Regions from separate parts of the Homo sapiens genome. Here region 2 is linked to region 1. The links are chromatin loops, found by intact Hi-C in ENCODE. Cell type or tissue: chondrocyte. All regions are shown on one strand. Each heading gives the region's core, and the rest is flanking DNA. Links, peaks and the distances in the headings are about the cores only. Region 1 holds the start of LOC105377144 (a long non-coding RNA gene). Region 2 overlaps EOGT (EGF domain specific O-linked N-acetylglucosamine transferase).

The links. Hi-C counts contacts between places; a loop is a spot of excess contacts. Peaks named below come from ENCODE experiments on the same cell type or tissue, not always from the same donor. Only the 100,000 strongest peaks of a DNase experiment are listed, where the experiment ranks them.
Region 2: it touches region 1 in a loop (2.6-fold over the local background); 4 of 110 quality-filtered maps call a loop at or near these places.

The regions. Positions count from the first base shown.
Region 1 is chr3:66,967,133-66,976,935 of GRCh38, reverse strand. It overlaps LOC105377144 (a long non-coding RNA gene), which reads left to right and starts at 4,518. Exons shown (of 4, transcript XR_940939.2): 1 at 4,518-4,591. In chondrocyte, for the core only: CTCF peaks have their summits at 4,712 and 4,930 (motif pointing left); no DNase peak of the experiment used is centred there.
Region 2 is chr3:68,966,839-68,976,641 of GRCh38, reverse strand. It overlaps EOGT (EGF domain specific O-linked N-acetylglucosamine transferase), which reads left to right. Exons shown (of 18, transcript NM_001278689.2): 18 at 1-1,417. Among named protein-coding and RNA genes, the nearest start is that of TAFA4, 39 kb to the right of the region's middle. In chondrocyte, for the core only: CTCF peaks have their summits at 3,854 and 4,069 (motif pointing right); no DNase peak of the experiment used is centred there.

The sequences.
Region 1 (9,803 bases), core at 801-8,800:
TGAGCAACAAAGCTAGACCCTATCTCAAATAAAACAAACAAACAAGCAAAACAACAAAAGCAAACCAAAAAACCCACCATGCTATGTTATCTCACAGATTAATATATCCTGGCTTCTTCCACAATCCTGTACATATAGAAATAAATATACATGCTCCTTGACTTATGATGGGGTTACGTCCTGACAAACCCATCAAAAAAAATATTGTAAATCAAAAATGCATTAAATACACCTAACCTACTGAACATCATAGCATAGCATAGCTTACCTTAAACATGCTCAGAACCCTTACAGTAGCCTACAGTTGGGCAAAATCATCTAAGACAAAGCCAATTTTATAATAAAATATTGAATATCTCATATAATTTATTGACTACAGCAATGATGTAAAAAGTCAGAATGGTTGTGTGGGTACACAAAGTATAGTTTATACATAATGTTGCTGACTTTTACACCGTTGTAAAGTCAAAAAATTGTAAGCCAAACCATTATAAGTTAGGGTCTGTGTGTAAATGCTTTTTACTTGATTCATTGACTTGACAGTGCCTGTATAAGTTCATTCACACGTTGCTATAAAGAAATACCTGAGACTGGGTAACGTATAATGAAAAGAGGTTTAATTGGCTCATGGTTCTGCAGGCTGGATAGGAAGCATGGTGCTGGCATCTGCTCAGCCTCAGGAAGCTTACAATCATGGTGGAAGGTGACGAGAAGCAGGCAAGTCACATGGCTGCAGCAGGATCAAGAGGGAGAGCCAATGGGCGGTGCAACACACTTTTTAACAGCCAGATCTCACGAGAACTCAGTCACTATTATGAGAACAGCACCACGTGGAGGGTGCTAAACCATTCATGAAAAACGCATCCATGATCGAATCACCTCCCTCCAGGCCCCATCTCCAACATTGGGGATTATAATTCAACATGAGATTTGGTTGGCATACTGATCCAAACCATATCAGTGCCTAAAACAAACTTTTCCCGTAAGCATTCAAAAATGACCTTAGGCCAACTGGAACCCTGCATGGAAACTCTACCAATTGCTCTCCTTTACCTGAGATACAGGTACAGTCGAGGTTCCATGGGAACCTGTATCTCAGGCCCAGAAAGGGAAGAGAACATCATACTACAAAGCATTTACTGGTCAATTGAGTGGGTAAGAACAGTTTTTTCAATTAGAAATGTTCATGGAAAAGAGAAGAACACTTTCTTACATTTACAGAGGATTATTTTGTGTGTAGATTTCCCAATCAATATTTTAAAGATTGACTTTCCATGTCATCAGAAGAATAATTACTAGACACACTGACACCTGATGTTCAATTTTGAACCGAGATGAATTGTAAATGTCAATTAATATTGTATTGTATAGAATCACAAGCTTTCAACTTAATTCAATACATATTGAGCTTATATAAGACATAATGGAGATAAGATGGTGAAGACCCAATCTTGACATTGAGGAGATTATATTGTAAGATGATGAGGACACTCACATATATTTTTAACACAGATACAGTGTGATAAACAGAGAGGGCAGATATAAACCAAGGACTGTGGAAGGAACAATGCAGAAGAGACTTATTGGGCAAGGATGAGAGACAAAACCTTTGTTTTGTAGGCTGATTGCCTGAAACACACTTCTGAATAGTCACTCCTCACCTCAAAAACTTTCAAGAGCTTCCTATTGCCTACAAATACAGCCTCAACCCCCTCACATGGCCTTCAAGACCCTTGTCTGTTGAGCCACAATTCTTGAAGCATAGTGATATAGTTTGTATATTTGTCCCCGCCCAAATTTTATGTTAAAATGTAATCCCCAGTGTTGGAGGTGGGGCCTGGTGGGAAGTGATTGGGTCATGGGGGCAGATCCCTCATGAATGGCTTAGTGCTGTCCTCATGGTAGTGATAGTGAGTTCTCAGGAGATCAGGTCATTTAAAAGTGTGTGGCACCTCCCCCACCCCACTCTCTCCTTTTCTCACCGTGTAATGTGCCTGCCCCCACTTTGCCTTCCGCCATGAATACTAGTGCCCTGAGGTCTCCCCAGAAGCTAAGCAATTTTGGTGCTATGCTTTTACAGCTTGCAGAACTGTGGGCCAATTAAACTACTTCTTCTTTTTTTAAAATAAATTATCCAGTCTCGGGTATTTCTTTATAGCAACACAAGAAAGGCCTAATGCATGTAGGGTGATCATCTTATCCTCCTTTTCCCAAGACTTCCCCAGTTTTTGCTGACCGGAAGTTCTGCTTCCCCAGAAAACCCTTCAGTCCCAGGTAAAGCAAGACAAGTGATTGTTCTAACTACACATTTTAGTGTGTGATGAGGCCAGACTGAGCCTAGCCAGAGTAAGCCACCCTCTGTTCATTCTGACTTTGCCTTCTTTCTCACTTCTGAGCTGTCCTTCCTGCCTCATCTCCTTCCCCCAGCCCTGTATTGAAATCCTACTCATAACTCAAGAACCATTCAATGCCACCAGCACCAAGACTTGGTGACAAGATTAGCTATATTAACATTATTACTATGAATAAGAGCTAACCTTTATTGAAACTTCTGTCACATTTTAAGTGGATTTCTGTATGTAACGATCACTTCACCCTCCATCATGTACACTCTACAATTATCTCTGTTTTACAGATGTAGAAACTGAGGCTCAGAGAGAATATTATAAATTATCCAGGCCGGGTGCGGTGGCTCAAGCCTGTAATCCCAGCACTTTGGGAGGCCGAGGCGGACAGATCACGAGGTCAAGAGATCAAGACCATCCTGGCTAACGCGCCAGGCACGGTGGCTCAAGCCTATAATCCCAGCACTTTGGGAAGCTGAGGTGGGCCGGTCACCTGAGGTCAGGAGTTTCAGAGACCAGCCTGGCCAACACGGTGAAACCCCGTCTCTACTAAAAATACAAAAAATTAGCCAGGCATGCTGGTGGGCGCCTGTAGTCCCAGCTACTCGGGAGGCTGAGGCAGGAGAATGGCGTGAACCCGGGAGGCGGAGCTTGCAGTGAGCCGAGATTGCGCCACTGCACTCCAGCCTGGGCAACAGAGCGAGACTCCATCTCAAAAAAATAAACAAATGAATTATCCAAAGATATTTAAAAAGCAAGAGGTAAAGCTGAGATTTAACCCCAGATCTCCGTAACCCAAAACTTCATGCTGCTAACTGTAATAGTATATGGTACACATTGTCTCCCTTCCTAGATTCTCCTCATGTTAAATTAACACCTTTTTTTTTTTTTTTTTTAGAGATGGAGTCTTGCTCTGTCGCCCAGGCGAGAGTGTAGTGGCGTGATCTTGGCTCACTGCAACCTCCACCACCTGGGTTCAAGCGATTCTCCCGTCTCAGCTTCCTGAGTAGCTGGGATTACAGGCATGCACCACCACACCCAGCTAATTTTTGTATTTTTAGTAGAGACGGGTTTCACCATGTTGGCCAGGCTGGTCTCTGAAACTCCTGACCTCAGGTGACCCGCCCACCTCAGCCTCCCAAAGTGCTGGGATTATAGGCGTGAGCCACCGCGCCTGGCCAAATTAACACCATCTTTAAAATAAATGCCTGTTAGGCCACTTAGCACTCTACACTGCATTAAAAACTTTATACACCTGACTGACTTATTTCTGCTGCCAGACACTCAGCTCCTTGATTTCAGGAACTATGTCAAATTCATTTCTTAATCCCCCAGAGTATGAAGGAGACACAAGAATATGTGTTGCATGAGAGAACGGACATATAGACAGATAGACATTTTTAAAGTGAGCCTTTAAAGAAAGCAGCTTTAGATGGGGAGGTTACGCCAGGCAAAGTTAATAGTGATACGAATACTACTAATTGCAGCTAACATTTGGTGAATTCTTCCTCTGCACCTGACAGTACACCATCTCATTTTCATAAATTACCTGTGGAGAAAAGTCTTATTACTTTCCTAGTTTTTCAGATGGAGAAACAGAGGCTCAGAAAGGTGGCAATTTGCCTAAAATTGCATAGCTGGTAAATGGCTAAGAGGCAGTTTTCAGACCCACCTTTATCTGATTGCATAGCATAAAGCTGTGGACGCTATGCTTTACATACTGAAGAAACGGGAGAAATTCCAGGATGTGCTTGCAGAAACACCGAGTCTACCGGCTGAGAGGAAGCATAGAGGGTGCGAGGAGAGTGGGCATGAGGCTGCTCTTTATTTTACAGAACCTTCCCATTCCCTGTCTCATTCGGCAGGGGTAATAATGATAGCTAACATTTGAGTATTTTTTTGAGAAAGCACCATACAGAGCACTTTTCATGGGTCAGCAATCTCATTCACTCCTCACAACCCTTTAAATAGATGCTGTTATTAACCTCATTTTTGTAACAGAAAATGAGGCTTAATGGGCATGGGTGGATACTGAAGCTAGACTTCTTCAAAACCTCTTCTTTGAGGTTTGCAAACACTAAGGAGAGTTGATCATGGCAATAGCATCCGACCAGACATCTCCTCGGAGTCTCGCCCCCACGTGGAGCTCGAATGAAGCTCGCGGGCTGTTTCAGCTGAAACCTCTTCCTGCGGGCGCGCCAGAAAGACAGGCGCCATCTCAGAGCTTCCTGCAGGACTCAGCATCTGTAAGTAGTTCAACACTTGGCACCCCCAGCGTGTTTCTTATATTAATTTGGGGTTATATTTTGACATGTGATCTCCTAACCTGAAGAACAGGGTTGTATATTTAGGCCCCTTCAATGTGGGCTTAATTCCACCAGTTAACTAAGCTGCACTTAAAGGTTTGAAAGAGCGGTATGTGTTCAGCTCACAGCAGTTTCCCCTGTAAGGAAGAGGCCGTCGGGACGGCCTCAAGGCTTCTCTTTGACACCAGAGAGAAGGTGAAAGTGAGAGCAGCCAGGCGTTAGCGTCAACCACAGCTGTCCAGGACAGCCTGGACGCATAGGCGACTCTCCTCTGCCACCTAGCGCTGAAAAGAAAGGTCTCCTCTTTCTGACATTCTCAACAACCGTTTCTCTTGTGTGGACAAGGAATCTAGTTGTCCTTTGCAAGGGGTAATTTTGTGGTATAGAAAAGGTTATTCATCCTCGGCTGCTTTTCTCTTTTTTTGAAATTTGGAGCATCTTGATCTTTTGGAAAATGAGTTTTGATATTTTGATGTGTGGGGAAATAAAACTAAACCGAGGTGGATCTTGTATATTTATGTGAATGTGCACTTCATGGAATCAATTTCAATCTCAGAGTCGGCCCTTTGACAATATAATGCAGGTTTCTTCTCACCCGTGCTCCCTATCGTCTGGCTTTTCAGAAATTGGTCCTTTTATACAATAAGCATGAGGTTGGACAAAAATGAAGTCTGAAAGCTCCAGAGCAATTTTTGAACTGTGACGTTTAGTTTAGAAATCTAAGTTTAGTGAGCCTTTTTAGGGGAAAGATGACATGCTGTACTTCAGAACTTCCTTAGGGGAAATAAGGAGACTATTGCTCTTCCTGTTTACAGATGCAGAACAGCCCCTGACTTGCCCTTTCCATCTTACTGCAGTGCCCTTGAGCTTCTGAATGTTGTGGGTGTCACTTAAGTCTCTAAAGTCTTGTTTCCTTGACCTCCGAGCCTTGCAAAGGAAAGAGTTTATGTCTATGTAATTATTATGATGATTCGTGTTACATATTTATATTTATTTGGGAACTAAATTTTATTTATCCTAGGTGTGCTAAATCTTTAGCACACCTGAAATTTATTTGGGAAATAAATTTTATTTATTTTAGGTGCGCTAAGTTTTTAGCTCACCTAAAAATGTTATAAATGTGTTGAAACCAAATAAAAACAGCAAAAACCCTGTGTAAATCCCTACCTTTTGAATCCATTTTTCAGATAGTAATTTTAAATTGGTAAAATTAAATCACTAACTACTATAACTGTCTTCTGCACAAACCTACATGTACAGAAGCGCTAAAAAGAAGTTATCTTTGGAACTTTTAAACTCATTTTCTTGTATTGACACTAAACTCCGTGAGATATGGTGGGGCCTTTTCTTATTATCCCGTAGAGCTCAGTGGATTTGGCGTAGCTATGTGGATGACGGTTGAAACAAAAAACCATGATAGGCTATGGATCTTCTAATATTCACAAAATTTTATTGAACAACTTTGTTGAAATAGATGATTATCTGCTGTTTATCGGGGAGAAGAAAAGCTTTTCAAATTATTACATTTTGATGTTGAAGAAAAATTTTAAATCACATGCAGATGCCTGTCCAGAAAGGTTAATTTTAAAATGATAGCCTTTGCAGATTCTACTAGGGCCGGCAACAATCACAGTTTCAAGAAGAATTCAGGCAGGTTATGCTAACTACTACATAAATGGCTAAAACTGGAAATGATATTCAATCTTCTATGTCAGGGGAAACCACATTCTATTTCTTTTCCTATAGCTATATTGTTTTTGTATATTATGTGCATATAGGAATTGTGAAAACAATAATTTTAAATTTCTATGTACATTTAAAGAATTAAATTGTTTTTTAAAATCATTCAATATGGGCCAGGCGCGGTGGCTCACGCCTGTAATCCCAGCACTTTGGGAGGCCGAGGCGGGCGGATCACGAGGTCAGGAGATACAGACCATCCTGGCTGGCATGGTGAAACCCCGTCTCTACTAAAAATACAAAAAAAATTAGCCGGGCGTGGTGGCGAGCACCTGTAGTCCCAGCTACTCTGGAGGCTGAGGCAGGAGAATGGCCTGAACCCAGGAGGCGGAGTTTGCAGTGAGCTGAGATGGGGCCACTGCACTCCAGCCTGGGCAACTGAGCAAGACTCCTTCTCAAAAAAAAAAAAAAAATCATTCAATATGCTTGTATTAAAAGACAATGTTTATGAACATAAAATGTGTTTGTCTGTTTGCTCTATGGGATTATGGTACATTGACTCTATTTGTAGTATAGCCATAAAGAAACAACTTCAAAATGAATGAAGAAATGATGATGATGATGATGATGATAAAAAGTTTTTTAGATGCATGGCACTATCCCACAGTGTGTACATGTATTATCTCATTTGAATTGCACCCAATTCTATAAGGTGGTACTGTTGTTCTCTATTTCACAGACGAAGACTGAGTCTTTCTGAGTTAAGTACTTGCATATGGTCTTGAAACTCTGAAGGTCTAGAGAGAACATTCTGACCCGCACTTTCTGGCTTCTAAAGCTGTGCTATTCCACCTTCATGCGACTTTCTATTTTCACCCTGTGGTTAGTAAATGCAGTTAATTAGAGCAAGTGATAATGAGCCAGTCACTGACTGAATCCCTAAGTAGTTTTTTAAATTTCTGTTTTCATGAGTTTATCAAGATACAGAGTTTTATGCTTTTCTTGAAAGAATTAATTAAGACCTGGCAACACTGGTGCTGAATTTCCTCAGGCAACAATCAGCTCCCTGGATTAGATGGGGCTGTGCTCTCCAGTTCATAGAAGTCCTCACTGTCTTCAGCTGTCTTACCTCCTTGGTCCCTGTTGTCGCTTGCTTTGGGACTCCTGCTTTATTTAAAGACCTGCAGAAAAGTAAGTTAATTTAGCAGCAAAGAACTATGAATTGGAAGTCTCCAATGTGTTAACATTTGGTATATAACACGTTTAGTTGTTTGTGTGGTTTATTGCTTTGTTGTCTTTAAAACAGTTAAAAGGATATAGAATAAGATATTTTAAAAGTTTGCATGGAATGCTGAAAACAGATGCATGAACCCTAAAACATGGATTCAAAATTTTGAAATAAATAATAAAGTTCTCCCTCACACCCCTCAGTAAAGCAGATATTCTCAAGTGTTTTGTTTGCATGCAATTTCCAGAAGAAATAGAGAAACACAAGATTGTATGCACAGGTGCAGACCCCAACTCACCCAGCTACCCCTAGACTTTTCCCACACCTTAAGAGCCACCCCCACATCTGAACCACAGACTGAGCCCCGGTCCTGACTCTGATATTGACTTGAAATAGAACCTTAAGTCTCCCAACTTTTCTCATTAATATAATAAGGGAATTGGTCTAAGTTACTTTTTTTTAAGTCTCCTTCTTGCTCCAAGATCCTATTATTCTGAAGTTACACTATCTGTTCTCTTTCTTTACATCTCAAGAAGAAAAGGTAGCAGAATCCTCTTTCTTATCAGAATTTTAGATCACAAGCAAAAATCCTAAACCTTCTTCCAAGGAAAGTCAGATTAAATTGAAATATAACAAATTAAAGTGCTCAGAGTTAAGCCTATAGGGTTTAAATGAGCACCAGCAGTACCTGAAGAAATATAAGGAATAGGGTTGTCATGGTCCATAATGTTACCCACAAGATTAAGTCTTCTACTTAACGTCTTAAAAATATAGTTGAAAGAAAACTCTGGAAAATTTTGAATATACATGAACCTTCTAATGAAGATTAACATTTTGTTTTACCCAACAACCCTAGTAAGCAAAAAAAAAAAAAAGTTGTTGTAAACTACTTGTAATTTCCTTAACTGTATTAGCTTTGTTCAAATTTAAATTGATTGCATAGACCTAAATAATTTTAATTTCATAAACTTGATTTTCTTATACTTAAGAGGAAAAAGTGCAGAATATATTTGCTTTATTCTTAGCTTTCTGTGGGTTTTGTTGTTTTGAATATAAAATCTCATTGTCCCTAAGATAATGAAAATATTATTCTTTTAAAAAAAATGCTTTCTATTGTGAGAAAATTGGATGAACATCCAGAATAGATTAGGAACTTGATAACAAAATTCAATATATACTTATTCTCAGTATAGATAACCCTTTCATTAACTAAGAAAATTATTTTAGCTTTAGCTTTCAACTGAATTTTTATTACATTTTCTTAAATTTAATAGAGGAAAAGAGCTTTTCACTGCCAAGTTTTTGTTATCTTGTTTTATATTAATGGAAAATAAGGGATAGGGAATGCAAATAAGGGAGAAAAAAGGAATTATTTGAATACCTATTAATTGTCAGGCCTCCTCCAGACATCATCCCAGGTAATGGTAAGTATGGTAGGTATCACAGTCCCTATTTTGCTGAAATGAGGAGACCAAAATGTGATCACTACCTCACATCTAGGCAGGATCTGATTTTAGGTTTGCATGTTTCTAAAGCTTGAGAGCTTTCTATTTTATCATCGTGTATATAGGAAATATATTTCTGCCTGTGCACTGTGGCTCACGCCTGTAATCCCAGCACTTTGGGAGGCTGAGGCAGGCAGATCACTTGAGCCCAGGAGTTTGAGACCAGCCTGGGCAACATGGTGAAACCCCATCTTTACTAAAAATACAAAAATTAGCTAGGTAGGGTTGTGTGCGCCTGTAATCCCAGCTACTTGAGAGGCTGAGGCAGAAAAATCACTTGAACCCAGGAGGCGGAGGTTGCAGTGAGCCAAGATCGCGCCACTGCACTCCAGCCTGACAACAGAGCGAGACTTCCATCTCAAAAAAAAAAAAGAAAGAAAGAAAGAAAAAAAAAAAGAAAAGAAAAGATTTCCGTGCAAGTATTGTTTCCTACTTGTCTTCCCTGTTAGACTGTAAGCCCTGTGAGAGCAGAGATTGAATTTGCCCTGTTGGCTACTCTGCTCTCTGTCCTAGCAGGTTTCTTGGATACTAACTACTCCAGAAATATGACCTGCGTGAACAAACCAATGAAATAATGAACTAGAAACATAAATAATTGAAACTAGATACAATGAAATGGAAACTTATTTCACTTTCCATGTTTTGAAACACTTATTTTCAGGCTACTAAAGAGGATGGTTGGAGAAGTTTGGTGTTAAGTTCAAGACTGATGTTAGTGAATATACTGAAAGGAATATGT
Region 2 (9,803 bases), core at 560-8,559, 2.0 Mb before region 1:
GCAGAGTTGTGATTCTCAGTACCAAGCTATAGGACCATGTTATAGATCAGCGTTTAGTCACCTCCAGGTTATATGCATCGAGAACCTGAATAAATCATGCCACTATATTAATTTATATTACATGTTTCATATTTAAATCATGTTTTCCTAAAATGTAGCAACTACATGTGATAAAAGCAAATTAGAACATTCTGTAGGACTGTCTTGCATACCTTCTGTCTGGTTTCCACTGATTCCTTCTTAGCCATGGAGAGCATTTGTGATTAATTAATTTATATATGAAATAATGGTTTCCATTTTATGCGAGTATTTGTAACTGCATATACCAGTGCGTGTGCGTCTACCTCTGTCAGCATGAAAGTATTCCAGTCTTTAATTTCAAAAACTTCAAATTAGCCTCATGAAGAGAATTTTTCCCTGTGAAAAGTAAGACCAAGAAAAAACAAACTAAAGACATGTGACTTATTCAATGAAAGTGAAAAAGAAGCTCTAAAACAGTGTCATTGATTAAAAAGAATATCTGGAATGTAGCCCCACTCTTTGAGTGGGATTCATTTCTTACTGCTTATGAACTTTCAATTTAGTAGTCAGAAACCATGGATTTATTTTACTGCACAATGTGAAGTTTACATTTTATTAACACTTGAGTAGTCTGATTTAGAGACTAGTTACTTCTATTTTTTAAAATAATGGAGTAACAAATTACAGAATAGCTAAATAATTTTTTAAAAATATTTTACAGTTGTAAAAAATATCCATCAGAAAAATGACACACAAAACAAAATATCTGGACCTTTACAGAAGACGTTTGCTGACCCCCACTTTAAAGGATTGGAACAGTCTTCTAGAATTGAGGAATATTTATTAAAATACCTGTAAAGAAAATAGTGAATCACTGTAGCAATGGCTTTGATTCAGACCTTAAAATCACATAAGAAGAATTACAACATGTTATGGATTTTTAAGTGGCAGGTATTGTAACTGTTTTTTGTGTGCAAAATACTGAGTAACCACTGGGAAAATATTTCAGATGAAAGGGATGACAAAAGCATGTTGCGCTTTGCATCAGCAAGGCATTGACTTCTGAAAAAATGATCTGAAAAAAGTTTCACCGTTTGTCTTCTTACCTCATTTTAAGAAGCATGTGAAAATGGGATACTATAGACTACTGAGAATTTCAGAAATTGAGAACAATTTCATAATAAAACGGCTATATTTGAAGAGAGAATACATTTTATATAAACAGGAAAATACATTTGACACTTTATGGAATTTTATGAGACTTTTTGTGGGAACAGAAGGTCTTCAAATTGTAAAATGTAAAGATTGCTCTTTTTATTAAGTCTTTAACAGGGATGTATTTCATTGTATGTTTTGGGTATGGCTTTGGAATAAATCATTTTATATTTTATTTGAATATCAGAACCATTTTTAAGGTTTTCTGTGTCTGAATGTTTCTGTGCTTCCTTTTTGGCAATCTGGTAGCTCTTAGATTATAAAAATTAAGTACCTCTCTGATGAAGAATTCAGTTTGATCAAAAATGCCTTTTATTTAGCAGTTTATTACATGATGCTTCTATAAATGTTATATTGTATAATCATTACCAAAATGACATAAGAATTATGGTTCCTGTTTTTCATGTGAAGAATGCTTCCCTAAAGATCACAAGCCTTCTGATTCCACGTTCACAGTCTTCCATTCGTTTAGGGAAGTCTTCCATTCCACTCTAGGGAAGTTATGGGACTTCCCTGAAGATCACAAGCCTTCTGATTCCACGTTCACAGTCTTCCATTCGTTTAGGGAAGTCTTCCATTCCACTTTAGGGAAGTTATGGGACTTCCCTGAAGATCACAAGCCTTCTTCTGATTCCATGTTCACAGTCTTCCATTCGTTTATTTACTTGTTCATTTAGTAAATATTGATTGGGCTGCAACTTTGTATCAGTTACTATTCTAAGTTCTGGGAATACAGCAAAGAATAGATAAAAGTTATTGCCCTCATGGAGCTTACGTTCTGATGGAGACAGACATTAAACAACATAATGGAGCTTACATTCTGGTGGAGACAGACGTTAAATAACATCAATAAGATGTACCGTGTGCCAGATCCTGATACGTGCTATGGAGAAAACCAAAGAAAGGGATGTGGAGTCTGGGGTGGGGTGGAGTCCTGCACACTTAAGTAGGGGGTCAGGGAAGCCTTCATTGACTCAAGACTAGAAGGAGGTGAGGGATGGAGTTATGCAGATAACTGGACAAGGAGCATTCCAAGAAGCTAGAAGAAGATGTGCAAAGACCCCAAGGCAGAAGCATGCCTGGTATGTTTGAGGAAGAGCAAGGAAGCCAGTGTGGCTGGTGTGATCAAGGGCAGAGGAGTAGGAGGCAAAGTCAAGAGATAATGCAACAAGGGTGTAGATGGCAAGGTTCTGATGAGATGGAAGCCATTGAAGGGATCTGAGTAAAGTAGTAAAGACCTGCCTTATCTCTAACACACTAACTCTAGCTGTTACGCTGAGAATAGGGTGTGGAGGGATGTCTTAGGAAAACAGATTCTGGGATGGAGATTTGAATGCAGATAGTTTTTGGGGGGAAGGTTCTCACGATCAACACCTGTGAGGGTGTAAGGGGTCCAGGCTTGGGCAGAGGGAGAAATTGAGGGGCAATGCCAGGTGAGGCCTCAGCGGGGTGCTGTAGGGCTGGAGTGGCCTTTCAGTGAGGTCCCCAAATGAGGCAAGAAATGCACGAGGCAAGAAATGCACGTAAGTTCAAACAGGGGCCATCCCAGAGAGGGGTGGGGCCTTAGCAAGGCCACTTCCTTCAGCTGAGGGCAAGGCCTGGTGAGGAGCTCAGCTGTGACCCATCAGCAGCCAAATGTCAAGCAATCTGGGGACTGAGTGCTTCAGTCTGAAGGGGATCTCAGCGGCACATTCACTAGCGGGTGAGGTGGTGCCGAGGTGCCGTTTAGCTTGTCTTACTCTCCCTCCTGCTTCCTGTCAACTGAAAGTTGGATCTAAAGTCTCCTTAAGATTCAGATTGAATGTCTGTTTTTAAAGAATACTTATAGTTGATACCGTGTACTGCTGACTGAATATTTTAGGCTTTGTGGGCCACATATGGTCTCTGCTGCGTATTATTATTTGTTGCCCTCCTCCTGCAATCTTTTAAAAATGTAAAAACCGTTCTAAGATGTTTAAATAGAGGTTAAGGAACTTGCCCAAAGTCACACAGCCAGTAGCAGAAGGATTGGATATAGGGCTTTCTTGGTGAAGGAATTTTGAGTTAGGTAGGGATGTTTACATGTAATGCAGGAAGGAAGGAGGTCGGGGAGGAAGAAAGGGAGGAAGGAAGGAAGGGAGGGAAAGAGAAGGGAGAAATTAGTTGGGGGATATAGAACATGGAAAAAACAGTCCTGGAGTTGGGCCTTTTCTTGCCGTTAAAAAACGAATTTTTTGTTTTGTTTTTTAGTTTTCCGACAGGTCTCTCTCTCTCACCCAGTTTGGAGAGCAGCAGCGCAATCACAGGTCACCGTAGCCTCAAACTCTTGGGCTCAAGTGATCTTCCTGCCTCAGCTTCCTAACTAGCTGGGACTACAGGCATGCACCCCCAGGCCCGGATAATTTTTCATATTTTGTTGAGATAGAGTCTCACTATGTTGCCCAAGCTGGTCTCAAACTCTGAGCTTAAGAGATCCTCTGGTCTCAGCCTCCCAAAATGCTTGGATTACAGGTGTGAGCCACCACTCTTGGCCCAAAATAGTTCTTTTTTGAAACCTAGTCAGTAGAGAGAAAATACGGAAAATACTTGCTTTTTCTAAACTAGGAGCATATACACAAATCAACTCAGGTATGATTGCCCTGGAGAAAGCAATTGTTTAAAATAACCTACTCCCAAGCAAGGGCTGTTGCGAGAATACTTTAATACCTTGTTCTCTTTCGGCTTACTGGGACATGTCAAACGATGTTATAACCATTCTTGTCAAAACAGAAGAAGTGGGTTAGAGCAGTTTGCTCACGGTTTGTTTCTCCCTGGTTGTGTGCCCTCGCCTTGGCTGGTAGTGCACAGGACCACAAGGTGGCAGTCAAGCCCTTCCAAATGGCCTCTTGGGTGGTCTGAAGCCTGTGTCTGAATCTCATTGTAGATTCCAGGCACCCGAGTGTTAGGAGTAAGGCCTTGCTTCTGAGTGTGATGGATTTTGTTATTCCTGATTTGAGGGAAGGCGGGAAAATGATAACGGACCGTTTTCAGGTTTAAGTGTGGAATTGCTTAGCTGCCGCCAATAGCTGGATCCTGTATAGTATCTCCTGATCATCTTGTGGGAAGAGCACTTGGTCCCCAGAAGATTATTTCTAGTGACAGAAGCTGCTTAGGGGAATGCATTCTTTTTGACTTGGTAGAGAATTTGATGAAGACTCTAGCTCTATTTAGGATCTATAGATGGCACATGATCTCTTCAGTTCTTCTTCAGAGCAAATTTCTTTATGTTGGTCTTCTAGGTTATATTTTCTTACTTGTAGATTGGTGGTAATATACATTAGGCAGCGTTCATATAAGGATAAAATAAAAGAATAATGTCACACTTATTTAGTGCCTGGCACAAAACATGTTTAGTAAATGCTATTATTGTACTATAACATATAGAGTTATTATTTAAAGGTCTAATACCTGGGGAGCATTTAAATTCTGATCTCCAGACCTCTCCTCAGACCAAGTAAATCAGAATACCTAGCGGCACAGTCTGGCTGATTATATTTTGTTAAATGTCCCCAGGTGGTTCTGATGTACAGGGGTTGGGAACTGCTGTTCTGGAGACACTGATGAAGCTGGTGGCAATAGACAGTTCATGAGGTCTAAGCCAGAATTTGCCAAAGTATCTTCCACTGAGTGTCCATAAGATGTTCCACAAAAAAATGGGTTACAGCTGGGCGTGGTGGCTCATGCCTGTAATCCCAGCACTTTAGGAGGCTGAGGCAGGCTGATCGCGAGGTCAAGAAATCGAGACCATCCTGGCCAACATGGTGAAACCCCGTCTCTACTAAAAGTACAAAAATTAGCTGGGCATAGTGGCATGCACCTGTAGTCCCAACCACTTGGGAGGCTGAGGCAGGAAAATCGCTTGAACTTGGGAGGCAGAGGTTGCAGTGAGCTGAGATCCCGCCACTGCACTGCAGCCTGGCAACAGAGCGAGACTCGGTCTCTAAATATATAAATAGTTATTTGATAAATGCTTCCTTAAGTCAATTTAAAGCAAGTTTATTGCAGGACTTCTCAGCACCTTTGATGTATGTGCATTGTGAATCTCTAAACAGGAAGATGTCATATGCACTGTATGCAAGTTTATTTGACCATGGAATCTTTTCTTCAAGAGGTATGAGGATTGGTGTTGCAAGAATCCCACTCCAGGCAGGCTACCCTAAGCATTTGCCATGGCTAAAGCCGCCTTCTGGGGAAAGGGGGACCAGGCAGTGCCTTCACCATGCAGTTGTTCTGGTCAGTTGCATCTTATTTGTTGAGTTAAATCAACTGTGATACCTGGTTCTTGTTAATTGGACCAGGAATCAACAGCTGAGCCAAAGTCTATTCAATCAAGAGGCTGCGAGATAAACGGTAAATAAATGACCCATCCAGAGCCATTCTGCTGGGGACATTTGAAGGTGAGGTGCAAAGAGAATGCCAAAGTTCCTGGGACAAAGACACCAGATCTGAGCTACTGGGGTTCCTCCTCTATGGGGTACAATTATGAGTCACTTTCCAGTTATCCATGAAGCTGCTAGTACATTTAGGTTATGGATTGGATTAGCTCATCCTTACAATCTGAAAGAACTTCACTGCTACAGCAATGCCAACACTGCAGGTATTATTCTCCCCATACTACACCATGGAGATGCAAGCAAACTAAGGTTGAGGGATTTGGACCTTTGTTGTCTTACTCCAAGTTGAATGCCAGCCAGTTACATCACTGTGTTGTTGCCTCTCAAGCTGAGGTCATTCAATCAGCAGGACAAGAGTAGGCAAAAAGTAATCGTAGTTTCCAGAGAAATCTGGAGAGTAAATGGCAAGGACACAATTCAGCGGAAGTGTCTCCTGTCTTGGGTGGAAATCCAAGTCGGGCACAGTGTTAAGTAAAGGTGCCAGCAAAATCAGGCCAGTTTGATATAAGGCCATTGGATGAGGAATCAGCAGGTAGGGGATGAAGTTTAAGGTGACTGTTGCAAGTCCCAGAAGAAAACCCGAAGTTAAAGTGGTATAGCCATGTGACTAGTGAAGCAGGTGACTAGTGAAATGAGAGTAGTACTAGGGACACATTGAACAGACCTAAGGTGAGGCAGGGAAAGGCCAGGATTAACATTTGAAAGCCAGCTAAAATAAGGCAGGATGAGGAGGAAAATGGAAAAACTAAGGAAACAAGTAAACATCATCCATAGCAACCCTTCAAACCCTTAAGGCACGTGGAAAATGGGGAGAAAAGAAAGCAAGTACTTATTCACAGCAAGGGCAATTCTACATTGATGGGAAAATGTAAATCCTCTAGAAAAATATCTTTGTCTACATATCGTTTTTCAAATATTCAAGTGATATTCAGCAATGTGCTGGGAGAGAGTTTACCCATGAGGCATTTAGAAGTGTTTATGGTTCACCTTGCAGAAATGAGACTGAGAGGTTTTCTTCCAGTTGCTACAACTGCTTTTCTGTAAAATTAGAAGTAAGATGTGATGATGGAGCATCTCATAGTACATTATTACCAGATTCTGAGATGGAATTTTGGTTTTCCCTCTCAGGTATCTCTATGCAAATAAATTGCCTTCAGAAATCGCTTTGTTATTCTATCATATTTACTTTTTACTAGATTATATGTTACTGGAGAGTCTTGCTCTTGATATTCAGATAGCAGTCTATTGGAAAGAAGAGTTTTATGGTGGAAGCTACGTGGTGCAAGCAATAAATCTAGAGGACAAGGGGATAAAAGTCATACCCATAGAAAGGTGCCCATTCTTTGATGGTTTTGCTTTTAAAGTAGTGAAAAGGGCCATAGCTGGGAAATATGCTCTCCTTCTCTTTGTCTTTCTTCTCCTTCTTGTTCCTTTCTTCCTCCTCCTTCTGTTTAATTCTAATAGCACTTAAAAGTCTGTGGTGTAAAAGTCTGCTTTCCTGTTGGAACTTGATAGCACCCATCAGCCAGGAGTCCTGCAGAAATGACTTGACTAGTTGCTTCTTAGGTAACAGCATCTTGTCCAAGTGAAGACCCCTGTGGTAAGACATCGTAGCAGAATTTGGATTTACTCTGTTGGGATCTGTGCCTGACCCTTGGAAGAGAACCCAAGTTAGCCTGAAGATAACACCCGCTTCACCCATTAAGACATCTTGACATCCACCGAGAGTCTTCCATAAGGTAGTGAGTGATGTTTGGCAAGTGCATGCAGATGACATCTTGACAGAAATTAGAGGGGTTTTGCAGACTCATGAGGAGTGGCAGTGTGGGAGACGGGTGAAAGTATGGGCTCTGGCCTCAAATGCACCCCGTGCTGCTACTTTTTACATGTACACCTAAGGCAAACCACTTAAGCTCACTGAGCCTCAGCTTTCTCATCTGTAAATGGAGGGTATTAAGGGACCCAACCTCATCAGGTGGTTGTGAGGAGCTATTTGTTCATTCCAGGTATGAGGCACTCTGCTGAGAACACAATGGTAAGGAATAGGGGAGACTGATATTAGTCAGGTAATCACACAAGTGAGAGTATGTAAGGATAACGGGAGAGAAGTACCCTGAAGGGAAAGAATATGTTGCTAAAAGGAAAACCTTAGCCACATTAAATTTAACAGAGTTTAATTGAGCAAAGGACATTCGGGAATCAGGCAGTCTCCGGAGCCAGAGTAGGCTCAGAGAGACTCCAGTGCAGCCACATGGTGGAAGATTTATGGACAGAAAAAGGAAAGTGATAGACAGAAAGCCAAAGTGAGGTAAAGAAACAGCCAGATTAGTTACAGCCTGGTGTTTGTCTTGTTTTAACATGGTTTGAACAGTTGGCCCCCTTCGATTGCCCCTGTGATTGGCACAAGAGTAGGCTACAATTTGTTTACACCTCCATCATAGGATACAGTTTCCCATCTACGTAGAAACCTTTAGGCTGAACTTTAAATATGTGAGAAGGCAGCTTTAGACTAAACTTTTTTTTTGAGACAGGGTTTCCCTGTGTCACCCAGGCTGGAGTACAGTGGCACAATCACTGCTCACTGAAGCCTCTACCTCCTGGGCTTATGTGATCTCCCATCTCAGTCTCCCAAGTAGCTGGTACTACAGGCATGTGCCACCAAGCCCGGCTAATTTATTTTCTGTTATTGGTGGAGATGTGGTTTCACCATGTCGCCCAGGCTGGTCTTGAACTTCTGGACTCAAGCCATCTGCCTGCCTCGACCTCCCAAAGTGCTGGGATTACAGGTGTGAGTCATCATGCCCAGTCTAGGCTAAACTCAACAATGTTCCTGACCAGGAGAAACGCTTTAGACTGAGGGGTAGTGTAGTCAGGGGAGCTTCTTCCCAGGGAAATGTAAGAAAGCACAATTAATGCCTGGCATCTGGCAAGGCCTCGATAAATAGTAAGGCAGCAGGGAGAGGAGGAAGAGCAGGAAGAAGATGCAGACATATAGGAAGCCAAGGCCATGTGCCCATGTACCCCAGAGAAACCTTTGTGTAGGTGCCAAACTTTAATCTGAGATGCCATGATGCCAATGGCCACTGAGGTCTACAACCCCAGAATGTTTGGCCCTGTAATGGGTTGACAGTCTGAGAGGTAGACCCTCAGTGAGAAGGGTGAGAGCAGATGGCAAATGATGCCCCCCTGGGAAAACTGGCAGATGCTCCAGGGCTGCAGGACTGGAACTTTTGCCTTGTGGTAGTTTTATCAACATCATCTGAGAACTTCACTAACTAAAAAGGCTCTGTCTGCCAACCTTCCTCCCCAGGCCTCAGCATTCTCAGCTTTTCAGTGAGGAGTTTGGACACGTTATCTGAGCTCTAACTATCTTGTCTAGACTTCTGCTCATCAAGTCTATGATGAAATGACAAATTAAATGTGGATATATACAAATATATGCACACATGTGAACTCATGTTATATAAAATAGCCACTTCGTGGCTCTGATGGAAAAATGGTTCTTCTGTGCCTTATCCTAAAGTCTTTATATAAAATGCATGTGTTCTTAACCCCATGTTAGTGGGGGGATTATTCATCTACTTGTATTTAGAGATGGGCTGAGACAGAAAGAAATACTCACATAATCCAGTGTTTTCAATGATAGTAGGAAAATGTCTACCAAGAGAGGGGAAACGAAAACTGCCCCCTTTTTTTTTTTGAAATAACAAAATTAAGAAAATTAATTGCTGTTTAGTGGAGGGGGAGGGGAACTCCTGAAGCAGGTGTTATTACTATAATACTCACTACTTGGGTGAATGTGGTAGAGAAAGCCCCTACCTGGAAACCAGAGAAGGCCCTATCTGGAAACCAGAGTCTTTTTTTTTTTTTTTTGTAATTATATTTTAAGTTCTAGGGTACATGTGGACAACGTGCGGGTTTTTTACATAGGTATACATGTGCCATGTTGGTTTGCTGCACCCATTAACTCGTCATTTACATTAGGTATTTCTCCTAATGCTATCCCTTCCTCTGCCCCCCACCCCATGACAGGCCCCAGTGTGTGATGTTCCCCACCCTGGGTCCCAGTGTTCTCATTGTTCAATTTCCATCTATAAGTGAGAACATGCGGTGTTTGGTTTTCTGTCCTTGTGATACTTTGCTCAGAATGATGGT